Linked DNA regions of Homo sapiens: region 1 is linked to region 2. Evidence: read pairs that join two places in POLR2A ChIA-PET (ENCODE). Cell type or tissue: Caco-2. All regions are shown on one strand. Links, peaks and the distances in the headings refer to the core of each region. The heading gives the core; the rest is flanking DNA.

Region 1 (5,365 bases), core at 315-5,314, 61 kb before region 2:
GTCATCAGCTGAAGCCAGCAACTTCCCATCATGAGAGCGGGCCACAGCGTTGATATCAGTGCCGTCCGCCCCCTCAGACCAGATCCCTGTGGGCAAGATGAAGGGAAGTGGTAAGATGTCAGCTGGAGCCAGGGACCGCCAAGAGGAGCAGATTGCCACTCCAGCCACCTTAATTTGTTCCGACCTAGCCTGTATCTATCCGAGGATATGAGTCAGAATTACCTTAAAATGTGAATCCGAGCCTGCCCCTGCTCTGCTTAAAACCCTTCCATGGCTCCCTGGTGATCTTAGAAGAAAGCCTGTGGTTCTAAGGCTCAGCAGGCCCCATGCACTGCTCCAGCCTCATCCCTCATCAGTGCTCCTGTTAAACTCTGTAATGATTTGGCCACCCTGCCTCCCTGCATTTCTCCAAATGCCAAGTTCTGTGTCACGCGTGGGCTTTTGTATGTACTATTCCCTTTGCCAAGAGACTGCTTTCCTTCTTCACTGCCCTGGAAAGTAACTCCTCATCCTCCAGGTCCTAGCTCAGATGTCTCTTCCTCCAGGAAGCCCTCCCTGATTCCCTCCAAGAGTAGGCCAGATGCCCCACCCTGGGTTTCCCTGTCTCAGACCTGCTCACTCTGGGTCATCACTGTCTGGGGACAAGTCTGCCTCCCCCACTGGACTGAGAGCCACAGGAGAGCAGGGCCGTCAGTCATGGTCACTGCCAAGCCCACGGCAGGCACAGAACTGCTCAGGGAATATGTGTTTGCTTCATTCGTGCCTGAATGAATGGGTGGCTAGGGCACCGGCAGTGTGGATCTCTCCTGGCCAGTTACCACGCCCATTTGGTTTCATTTTATTACAGCTCTAATGAGTCATCTCACCCTACCCTTTCCTCTTACACAAATACAGCCCACATGCAGTAAAGCAGTGAGCTTCCCACACTGGAGGTAAGCAGTAAGACTCTGGAAACCACCAGCGGGGATGTCTCTCAGAACTACTGTCCTCAGTGAGACCTCTCTCATTCCAGAACTCACCAAACACCCCAAACCCTAGGACACAAGTAGCTGTGGCCCATTCCATGTTCCTCACAGCATCCGCACTGGTGATCTGCTTACAGGTAGCCGGGTCCCCTGGGGCAGAAAATGGGAGGAGACATTCAGAGTTGGAAGAACTACCCAGTAAACCCATCCCTTTCTTAGACAATCGGAGCTGAGGTCCAAGACAGAGGAGGCTAAGGTCCCAGGGCTCATTCTACCTGTCAGGACTGGCTGAGAAGGCATCACATGCTGGGGTCTTCACAGCCCGCAGCGTAAGCAGGAGCATCTACTTTTAAACCCGCATCTGGCCGGGCATGGTGGCTCACGTCTGTAATCCCAGGAGGCAGCATGAGCCACAGCATCTGGCTGGATCACCTGAGGTCAGGAGTTCGAGACCAGCCTGGCCAAGATGGTGAAACCCCATCTCTACTAAAAATACAAAAATTAGACCAGGTGTGGTGGCTCATGCCTGTAATCCCAGCATTTTGGGAAGCCAAGGCAGGCGGATCACCTGAGGTCAGGAGTTTAAGACCAACCTGGTCAACATGGCGAAACCCTGTCTCTACTAACAATATTTTAAAAATTAGCTGGGCGTGGTGGTGGACACCTGGAATCCCAGCTACTCAGGAGCCTGAGGCAAGAGAATCGCTTGAACCTGGGAGGCGGAGGCTGCAGTGAGCCGACATCGTGCCATTGCACTCCAGCCTAGGAGACAAGAGGGAAACTCCCATCTCAAAAAAAAAAAAATACAAATACAAATATTAGCCGGGCATGGTGGTGTGCTCCTGTAATCCCAGCTACTCAGGAGGCTGAGGCAGAAGAATCACTTGAACCTGGGAGGCGGAGCTTGCAGTGAGCCGAGATCGCGCCACTGCACTCCAGCCTGGGGGACAGAGCAAGACTCCGTCTCAAAATAATAATAATAATAATAATAATAATAATAATAATTAAAAATTTAAAAATGTAAAAAAAGAAACCTGCATCCTACCCATCCGACCGGAAAGGGGAGGAGTTGACTAAAAGTGGGGTATACCAGGGAGAAAATGAGAAGCCAGCGGTCCCTAAATTCCAAATCAGAACCAGCCTTGAATACCAAGGGAGCGAGGCTTGAAGCCCCTCCCTCCCCTCCCAGAACTCAGGGAAGTCTGCAAATGAGACGGAGGAAGTAATGTCTCTGGGTCCCGGAGAACTCACAGTACAGAATCTCATAGTCCCCGGAGTTGGTGACAAAGCAGCTGCTGTCCTGGGCCCAATCCAGGTGGGTGATAAAACTGGAATGGCCCTGCGGGGGAGGGAAGGGATGGTGTTAGAGCTGCAGAGGGCGGAACCAAGGAGAGGGGGACAGGATTAAATCAGGAAAGTGGAAGTCAAATACAGAGGTAGGGCGAGAACACAAGGGGACTAAAGGAAGGATACACAGGCCTTTGGAGTATGGGGGCAGGGCCAGAATACTGTGGGCGGGGCCAGACTGTGATGGGCAGGGCTAGACAAAAAGCACTTAGAACACAATGGGAGTTTAGAACAGGTGGGCAGGGCTAGACACGGAGGAGCTGGCTTTGAATGTTGAGGGGCGGGGCTACACAGAGGGGCGGTCTCGGAACGTGAGGGGCGGTCTCGGAACGTGAGGGGCGGGGCTACACAGATGGGCTTAGCACGTGGGGGCGGGGCTACACAAAGGGGCGGGCTTAGAACACACGAGGTGGTGAATGTGTGGACGTGGCCAAGACTCCTTGCTCTGATCAGGGCAGAATCAGTTGAGTGTTGAAGCTGCGCTCCCTTGAGGTAGAAAATTGGTTAATTTTGCACCCCCTGGGCGGGGTGGCGGCGCGGGCTGGGGGCCACTGCCCACTCACCGAGCACTTGCCCAGGCGGCTGACCTTGCGGCCGCCCTGGTCCACCGTGTACACGTACACCAAGTTGTCGTGGGAGCCCACGGCCAGGTACGCCCCGTCTGGGGGAGGGGGAGGGGGGCTATGAGGAGGCACCCAGGCTCCATCCCCTCCTCGCCCAGACTCAGCCCCCTCAACAGTCCCCAGCTCCATCCCCACTGCATCCCTCCTAGGCCTCGCTTCGCAGGCTCCACCCCTCCCCCTGCCAAGAGCTCTGAGCCTCTGTCCCCTGGCCCTGCCGCTTGGGTGTCCCAGGCCTGCCGCTTACCTGGGGAGAAGCTGACCACTGAGATCTGTTCATTGCCGTCTGTGTGGATAGCCACCAGGTCATGGGTCTCCGTGTCCAGCAGCAGCCATCTTGAAGGAGAGGGCGTGGTGGGGGGAGGAGGGGTGAGCTGATCTGACAGAGAGAGGCCGCAATCTGTGGGGTCTAAGGGAGGGATCAGAGGGACCCCAGAAGTGACCTGGGCTGGGCACGGTGGCTCAGGCCTATAATCCCAGCACGCTGGGAGGCCGAGGCGGGTGGATCACTTGAGGTCAAGAGTTCGAAATCAGCCTGGTCAACATAGCAAAACCCCGTCTCTACTAAAAATACAAAAATTAGCCAGGCGTGGTGGCACGTGCCTGTAATCCCAGCTACTTAGGAGGCTGAGGCACGAGAATTGCTTGAACCCGGGAGGCAGAGGTTGCAGTGAGCTGAGATCGCGCCACCGGACTCCAGTCTGGGCGACAGAGCAAGACTCTGTCCCCCCAAAAAACAAAACAAAACAAGGCCAGGTACAGTGGCGGTGGCTCACGCCTGTAATCCTAGCACTTTGAGAGGCTGAGGCAGGTGAATCACTTGAGGTCAGGAGTTCGAGACCAGCCTGGCCAACATGGTGAAACCCCGTCTCTACTAAAAATAAAAAAAAATTAGCCAGGCATAGTGGTGGGCGCCTGTAATCCCAGCTACTCGGGAGGCTGAGGCAGGCAAATCGCTTGAACCTGGGAGGCAGAGGCTGCAGTGAGCCAGAGGAATATTGAGGGATCAGGGCTCGGTAAATAGTGGGATTTGGGAAAGTAGGAAAGAGGGAAGAAGGGCCAGTTCCCCAGGGAGCAGAGAAGGCCTCCCGAAATGCTCTCCTCAGCTTTACCTGCCAGTCACTGTACCCACAGCCAGGACAGAGCCACTGGGGTGGAAGCCGGCTGAGCGGGCAGGGTCCTGAGAAGGGAGAGAGAAGAGGCAGGGCTCAGAGCTGGGGTCCCATGTCCATCTGGACATTCTCTTGCCTCAGGGCCAAGTCTAATCTTTGCATGAGGGCTCTCCCCTCCCTCTGCTGCCCTTTGGGACACCCCCACCCCAGACACCATGGCAGCCATTCCTCTTTACATTTCTGTAGCATGTTAACCTGAACAGAAACCATTCCTCCTGTCACTCCTGTCCCGGGATCCCTCCTTACTCCTCTTCTAAATTCCCACAGCTTTATTCATCCAAGACGACTTCTTTAGATAATTTCCTAGATGTGGGAATGCTGGGACAAAGGGCATCTAGAATTTTAAGACTTTATTTTTGTTTTTTATTTTTTAAATTTTTATTTATTTTTTTGAGATGGAGTTTCACTCTGTTGCCCAGGCTGGAGTGCAGTGGCACGGTCTCAGCTCACTACAACCTCCGCCTCCTGGGTTCAAGCGATTCTCCTGGCTCAGCCTCCCAAGTAGCTGACATTACAGGCGCCCACCACCACGCCCGGCTAATTTTTGTTTTTTTTTTTTCATTTTTTGTAAAGATGGGGTTTTGCCATGTTGCCCAGGCTGGTCTCAAACTCCTGGATTCACACAATCTACCTGCCTCAGCCTCCCAAGTGCTGGGATTACAGGTGTCAGCCACCACACCCAGCTGAAATTTTTATTCTGTTTACATTTTAATTAATTGTGAATAGCCATGTGTGGCCAGTGGTTACCCTATGGGACAGTGTAGCTCTACACTTGACTGTTGCAGCGGTCACACCTTCCTTGAACTCAGCGGCTCCTGACTCCCCCCTCCTCATGGCGGCACCCCTGACAGGATGGTTCGGTGTCGTCCTGGGCTCCCTTCCAGTCAAGAACCTACTCCTCCAACCCTTCTGAGAGAGCTTCTAAGCACCCAGTTCCCTAGATGAAACCCCCACCCTGCTTAAAAAGACCTTGTTTGGGCCAGGCTTGGTGGCTGGCATCTGTAATCCCAGCACTTTGAGAGGCCGAGGCGGGCGGATCACGAGGTCAGGAGTTCGAGACCAGCCTGACCAACATGGTGAAACCCTGTCTCTATTAAAGATACATAAATTAGCTGGACATGGTGGTGTGCACCTGTAATCCCAGCTACTCGGGAGGCTGAGGCAGAAGAATCACTTGAACCCGGGAGGCGGAGGTTGCAGTGAGCCGAGATCGTGCCATTGCCCTCCAGCCTGGGTGACAGAGCGAGACTCCACCTCGAAG
Region 2 (5,365 bases), core at 263-5,262:
GGGAGCAGTGGGGGTGGTTAAAGGAGCTCTGTGTGGCCGGGAGCGGTGGCTGATGCCTGTAATCCCAGCTCTTTGGGATGCCAAGGCAGGAGGATCGCTTGAGCCCAGGAGTTTGAGATCAGGCTGGGCAATATAGTGAAACCTTGTCTCTACGACAAATAAAATTAGCTAGGCATACTGGTGGTGCACCTGTGGTACCAGCTATAGGGGGGCGCTGAGACAGGAGGATTGCTTGAGCTCAGGAGGTTGAGGCTGCAGTGAGCCCTGATTGTGTCACTGCATTCTAGCCTGGGTGACAGAGTGAGACCCTGTTTAAAAAAAAAAATAGAACTCTGTGTGGCTGAGGACAGCTCTCCAGGGGCCCCCACACTGCCTTCCAAATTCCCCTAGGCGGCTACATTGCACTAGAAACTATATCCACATCAACCTGTTCACGTCTTTCATGCTGCGAGCTGCGGCCATTCTCAGCCGAGACCGTCTGCTACCTCGACCTGGCCCCTACCTTGGGGACCAGGCCCTTGCGCTGTGGAACCAGGTGGGCATCCTCCTTCCGTTCCTCCAAATGGGAATCTTGCTTCTCTGGTGGGACCAGGAAGTTCTCAGTCCATTTCCTATCTCCTACACTCTCCACAGTTTATCTGAGTTGGGAGGGTCCCTCTCCAAATGTGTCTTGGGGTGGGGGATCAAGACACATTTGGAGAGGGAACCTCCCAACTCGGCCTCTGCCATCATTTAACTCTCCCAGCCTATCACTCCCATACTGGAATTTTCCGTTCCTCTCCCTCATTATTTCACCCATCATTGAACTTTTTCACCAATGAGAGAATCCACCTGCTGGCGGTGAGGCATGGCAGGATACGAGAAAGTAAGTGGGGGTGGGGATGTGGCAGGTGCCAGTTTGTTACTAGGAGACAGGGTGGGAGAGACTAGAGTCTGGGAGCAGACGTGGTAAGAACTAACTTGTTGAAAGTTGGACCATACCAATTGTTAAGAAGCCGCACGCACCCAGGCACAGTGGCTCACATCTGTAATCCCAGCACTTTGGGAGGCCAAGACGGGCAGATCACGAGGCCAGGAGTTCAAGATCAGCCTGGCCAATATGGTGAAACCCTGTCTCTACTAAAAATACAAAAATTAGCTGGGTGTGGTGGCGGACACCTGTAATCCCAGCTACTCAGGAGGCTGAGGCAGAAGAATTGCTTGAACCCAGGAGACAGAGGTTGCAGTGAGCTGAGATTGCGCCACTGCACTCCAGCCTGGGTGACAGAGCAAGACTCCATCGCAAAAAAAAAAAAAAAAAAAAAGCCATAGCGTGGCCCGGCAGTGGCTCATGCCTGTAATCCCAGCACTTTGGGAGGCTGAGGTGGGCAGATCGCTTTTTGCCCAGGAGTTCAAGACCAGCCTGGGTAACATAGCAAAACCCCACCTCTACAAAAACATACAAAAATTAGCCAGGCATGGCGGCCCTCGCCTGTACTCCCAGCTACTTGGGAGGCTGAGATGGTAGGATCACTTGAGTCCATCAGGTCGAGGCTGCAGTGAGCTGTGATGCTGTGATAGTGCCAGTGCAATCTGGCGAAAGATTGAGACCCTGTTTCAAAAAAATAAAATGAAATAAAATAAAATAAGAGGGGCCAGGCACAGTGGCTCATGCCTGTAATCCAAGCACTTTGGGAGGACGAGGAAGGCAGGACACAAGGTCAGGAGTTCAAGACCAGCCTGACCAACATAGTGAAACCCCGTCTCTACTAAAAATACAAAAATTAGCTGGGCATGGGGCACATGCCTGTAGTCCCAGCTACTCAGGAGGCTGAGGTAGGAGAATCACTTGAACCTGGGAGGCAGAGATTGCAGTGAGCCGAGATCGTGCCATTGCGCTCCAGCCTGGGCGACAGAGCAAGGCTCCGTCTAAAAAAAAAAAAAAAAAAAAGAGGAAGCCATAGGGCAGGAGAGTCCATAATGTGGGTACTGGCAGGGAGTTCAGTTCTTAGAAGGAGCTGGGGTGACCAGTGACAGAGGTCACATTTTGGGGATCTAGGGGGGAACTGACGGCAATGATGGAAGATACCAATTATTTTTTGTTTTGTTTTTGTTTGTTTTGTTTCTTTGAGATGGAGTCTCAAAAAAGAAGCTGATTTTTTTTTTTTTTTTTTTTTTTTTGAGACGGAGTCTCCCTCTGTCGCTCAGGCTGGAGTGCAGTGGTGCAATCTCGGCTCACCGCAACCTCCACCTCCCGGGTTCAAGCGATTCTCCTGCATCAGCTTCCCGAGTAGCTGGGATTACAGGCGCCTGCCACCACACCTGGCTAATTTTTGTATTTTTAGCAGAGACAGGGTTTCACCATGTTGGCCAGGCTGGTCACCAACTCCTGACTTCAGGTGATCCGCCCACCTCGGCCTCCTAAAGTGCTGGGATTACAGGCGTGAGCCACCGCGCCCTACCAGATACCAATTGTTAAGGGGTTCAGAGTGGGAGAGTCCATACAGGGAAAGGGAATAGGGTGAGAGAAACCAATCACAGATACCATTCACTGGGGACACAGAGTGGAAGAACCTTTGATGGCAAGAGACGGGGTGGAAGGGCGATCAAAGCTGGGGGAGACTGGGAGACACCCGGGCAGCGCTGACTACCCCTCTACCGGTCTGGCCCCTCCCTAGGCCCTCGCTGCCTGCCGCACGGCCCAGATCGTGACCCAGTACTGCGTGGGTGCCAACTACACGTGGCTGCTGGTGGAGGGCGTCTACCTGCACAGTCTCCTGGTGCTCGTGGGAGGCTCCGAGGAGGGCCACTTCCGCTACTACCTGCTCCTCGGCTGGGGTGAGCTCCGATCCCGTCCCCCGCCCAACCCAGCGCGCCTCTCCTCGGCTCCCCCAACTGCCCTGCTGGTTGGCCTCTGCGGGTCTCCTCCCGTCTCTAGGCTTCTGCCTTCCCCACCCCGACAGAGGAATTCCGCGGGTCTTGGGCCTGGCGGGGCCCGTGAGCGCGCTGACAGCTGCGGCGGGGTGGGGGGGCGGGGTCGGGGTCTGCACAGGGGCCCCCGCGCTTTTCGTCATTCCCTGGGTGATCGTCAGGTACCTGTACGAGAACACGCAGTGAGTTGCAGGGTCTGGGGCGGGGCGTGGGAGGTGGGCGGGGCTTTGAGGGACTGTGGCGGGTTGTGATGGACATGTGGGCAGGGTCGGAAGGCTATTCGGTGCTGGGGATACGTGGGCGGGATCCGAAGTAATGGGGAGCTAGGAAAGGTTGTGTTCCAGGGCAATCGGCAAGGGGAGGGGGTGGGGCCTGGATCGTAATGGGCGGGACCTTAGAGAATGTGTGTGGTCTCAAGTGCGGTGGGCGGGGCCTAGCGAGCAAATGAGCTTGGTGATCGGTGAGTCTAGAGTTTTTCTATCTCTTAGCTCTACTCCGCCTTCCCCAGGTGCTGGGAGCGCAACGAAGTCAAGGCCATTTGGTGGATTATACGGACCCCCATCCTCATGACCATCTTGGTAGGATCGGTCCCGCCTCCACCAGGCCGCCCTCAGGGATTTCCCATTCTGGGAAGTGGGCTGCCACCTCCTCCTGCCCCTTCAGAATGGGATCGCGGCTGGCTCAGCCCTTATCTCTCCCCACAGATTAATTTCCTCATTTTTATCCGCATTCTTGGCATTCTCCTGTCCAAGCTGAGGACACGGCAAATGCGCTGCCGGGATTACCGGCTGAGGTGAGGGCATGCGTTGGGGACCGAGGGGAAGGGGCCGGGTGCGAGATGGGGAACCAGGGCTGCGGGATCACTGCTGCCGCCCTCTCTCCCCAGGCTGGCTCGCTCCACGCTGACGCTGGTGCCCCTGCTGGGTGTCCACGAGGTGGTGTTTGCTCCCGTGACAGAGGAACAGGCCCGGGGCGCCCTGCGCTTCGCCAAGCTCGGCTTTGAGATCTTCCTCAGCTCCTTCCAGGTGCTCAGGCAGGGTGCAGGGGCTCCATCCTTCCACCCAGGGCCTCCTCCCCAGAGGGGCACGAAAGCTACAGTCGTTCTCTGGTGCAGCCACTGAATGGGGTGGGAAGATGGGATTTAGTTCGTTCATTAATTAATTCATTCTTTTTTTTTTTTGAGACGGATTCTCGCCCTGTCGCCCAGGCTGGAGTACAGTGGCGCGATCTCGGTTCATTGCAGCCTCTGACTCCCGGGTTCAAGCGATTCTCCTGCCTCAGCCTCTAGAGTAGCTGGGATTACAGGAATGTGCGACAACACCTGGCTAATTTTGTATTTTTAGTAGAGGCGGGGTTTCACCATGTTGGCCAGGCTGGTCTCCAACTCCTAACCTTGGGTAGTCCACCCGCCTCGGCCTCCCAAAGTGCTGGGATTACAGGCGTGAGCCATGGCGCCCAGCCCGTTCATTCATTCGATACAAAATACTGAGCTAGGACTGTCCTGGGCTGTGGGGAGCAGCAGGGACCAGGACAGGAGATTGGCGGCCCCAGCAGTGCTGCCTGCTAGTGAAGAGTGAGGGCTTCGAAGCTGGACACAGCTGAGGCCAAATTCAGGTTCTGTCACTTTCTAGCTGTTTGCCAGCTGTGTGGCCTTCACCTCAGGGTTGAGGGTAGGGAGAGGTAAGTGAGGTGCCAACGTGCAGAATCTAAGGAAAGATTCATTCCAAAATTGAAGGCCCACCTTACACTTGCTTGGTTTACCTGAGTCCCCAACCTGCTTCACCTCATTCGGCCTGTTTTCTCATCTCTAAAGTGGGGAAAATACTAGTCTCAGTGGACAAGGCTGTTCATTCATTAAATTCAGCAAAAAATTACTGAGCATGTGTATATGCTAAGCACTCCTCCAGGCTTATCACAGGAATACAGCCAAGAACCAAATGGTCCCTACCCTCCAGTGGGAAAGACACACTAAACACACTATAGAAGTAAGGCATACAGCTGGGCGCAGTGGCTCACACCTGTAATCCCAGCATTTTGGGAGGCCGAGGCAGGCGGATCACCTGAGGTCAAGAGTTCAAGACCAGCCTGACCAATATGGTGAAACCCTGTCTCTACTAAAAAAATAGAAAAATTAGCTGGATGTGGTGGCGGCCGCCTGTAATCCCAGCTACTCAGGAGGCTGAGGTCGGAGAATCGATTGAACCCGGGAGGTGGAGGTTGCAGTGAGCCGAGATCACGCCACTGCACTCCAGCCTGGCCACAGAGGGAGATCATGTCTCAAGAAAAAAAAAAAAAAAAAGGAAAGCATATAGAATGTCAGATGGTGAGATGTGCCTAGAGGGAGAATAAAGCAAGAAAAGAGATGAGGAGTGTCCACTGAGGGATGGGGGTTACTGTTTTATTTATTTTTATTTTTTTAGAGATGAGGTCTCCCTCTGTTGTCCAGGCTGGATCC

The links. Peaks named below come from ENCODE experiments on the same cell type or tissue, not always from the same donor. Only the 100,000 strongest peaks of a DNase experiment are listed, where the experiment ranks them.
Region 1: POLR2A ChIA-PET joins it to region 2 with 11 read pairs; 12 of 35 experiments call an interaction of 5 or more read pairs at or near these places.

The regions. Positions count from the first base shown.
Region 1 is chr19:45,613,586-45,618,950 of GRCh38, forward strand. EML2 (EMAP like 2) reads right to left here. Exons shown (of 19, transcript NM_012155.4): 13 at 4,045-4,112; 14 at 3,180-3,268; 15 at 2,876-2,973; 16 at 2,217-2,304; 17 at 1,020-1,115; 18 at 1-86. Among named protein-coding and RNA genes, the nearest start is that of GPR4, 14 kb to the left of the region's middle. RefSeq lists a silencer at 2,461-2,710 and enhancers at 2,524-3,362, 3,363-4,200. In Caco-2, for the core only: no CTCF peak of the experiment used is centred there; DNase peaks (open chromatin) are centred at 831, 2,596 and 3,209.
Region 2 is chr19:45,674,292-45,679,656 of GRCh38, forward strand. It overlaps GIPR (gastric inhibitory polypeptide receptor), which reads left to right. Exons shown (of 14, transcript NM_000164.4): 7 at 391-535; 8 at 2,658-2,817; 9 at 3,032-3,092; 10 at 3,419-3,488; 11 at 3,615-3,703; 12 at 3,797-3,935. It overlaps MIR642A (microRNA 642a), which reads left to right and starts at 637; the gene lies at 637-733. MIR642B (microRNA 642b) reads right to left here and starts at 717; the gene lies at 641-717. RefSeq lists silencers at 2,770-2,869, 2,900-3,159. In Caco-2, for the core only: a CTCF peak has its summit at 3,862; DNase peaks (open chromatin) are centred at 3,240 and 3,840; H3K4me3 peaks cover 1,943 bases.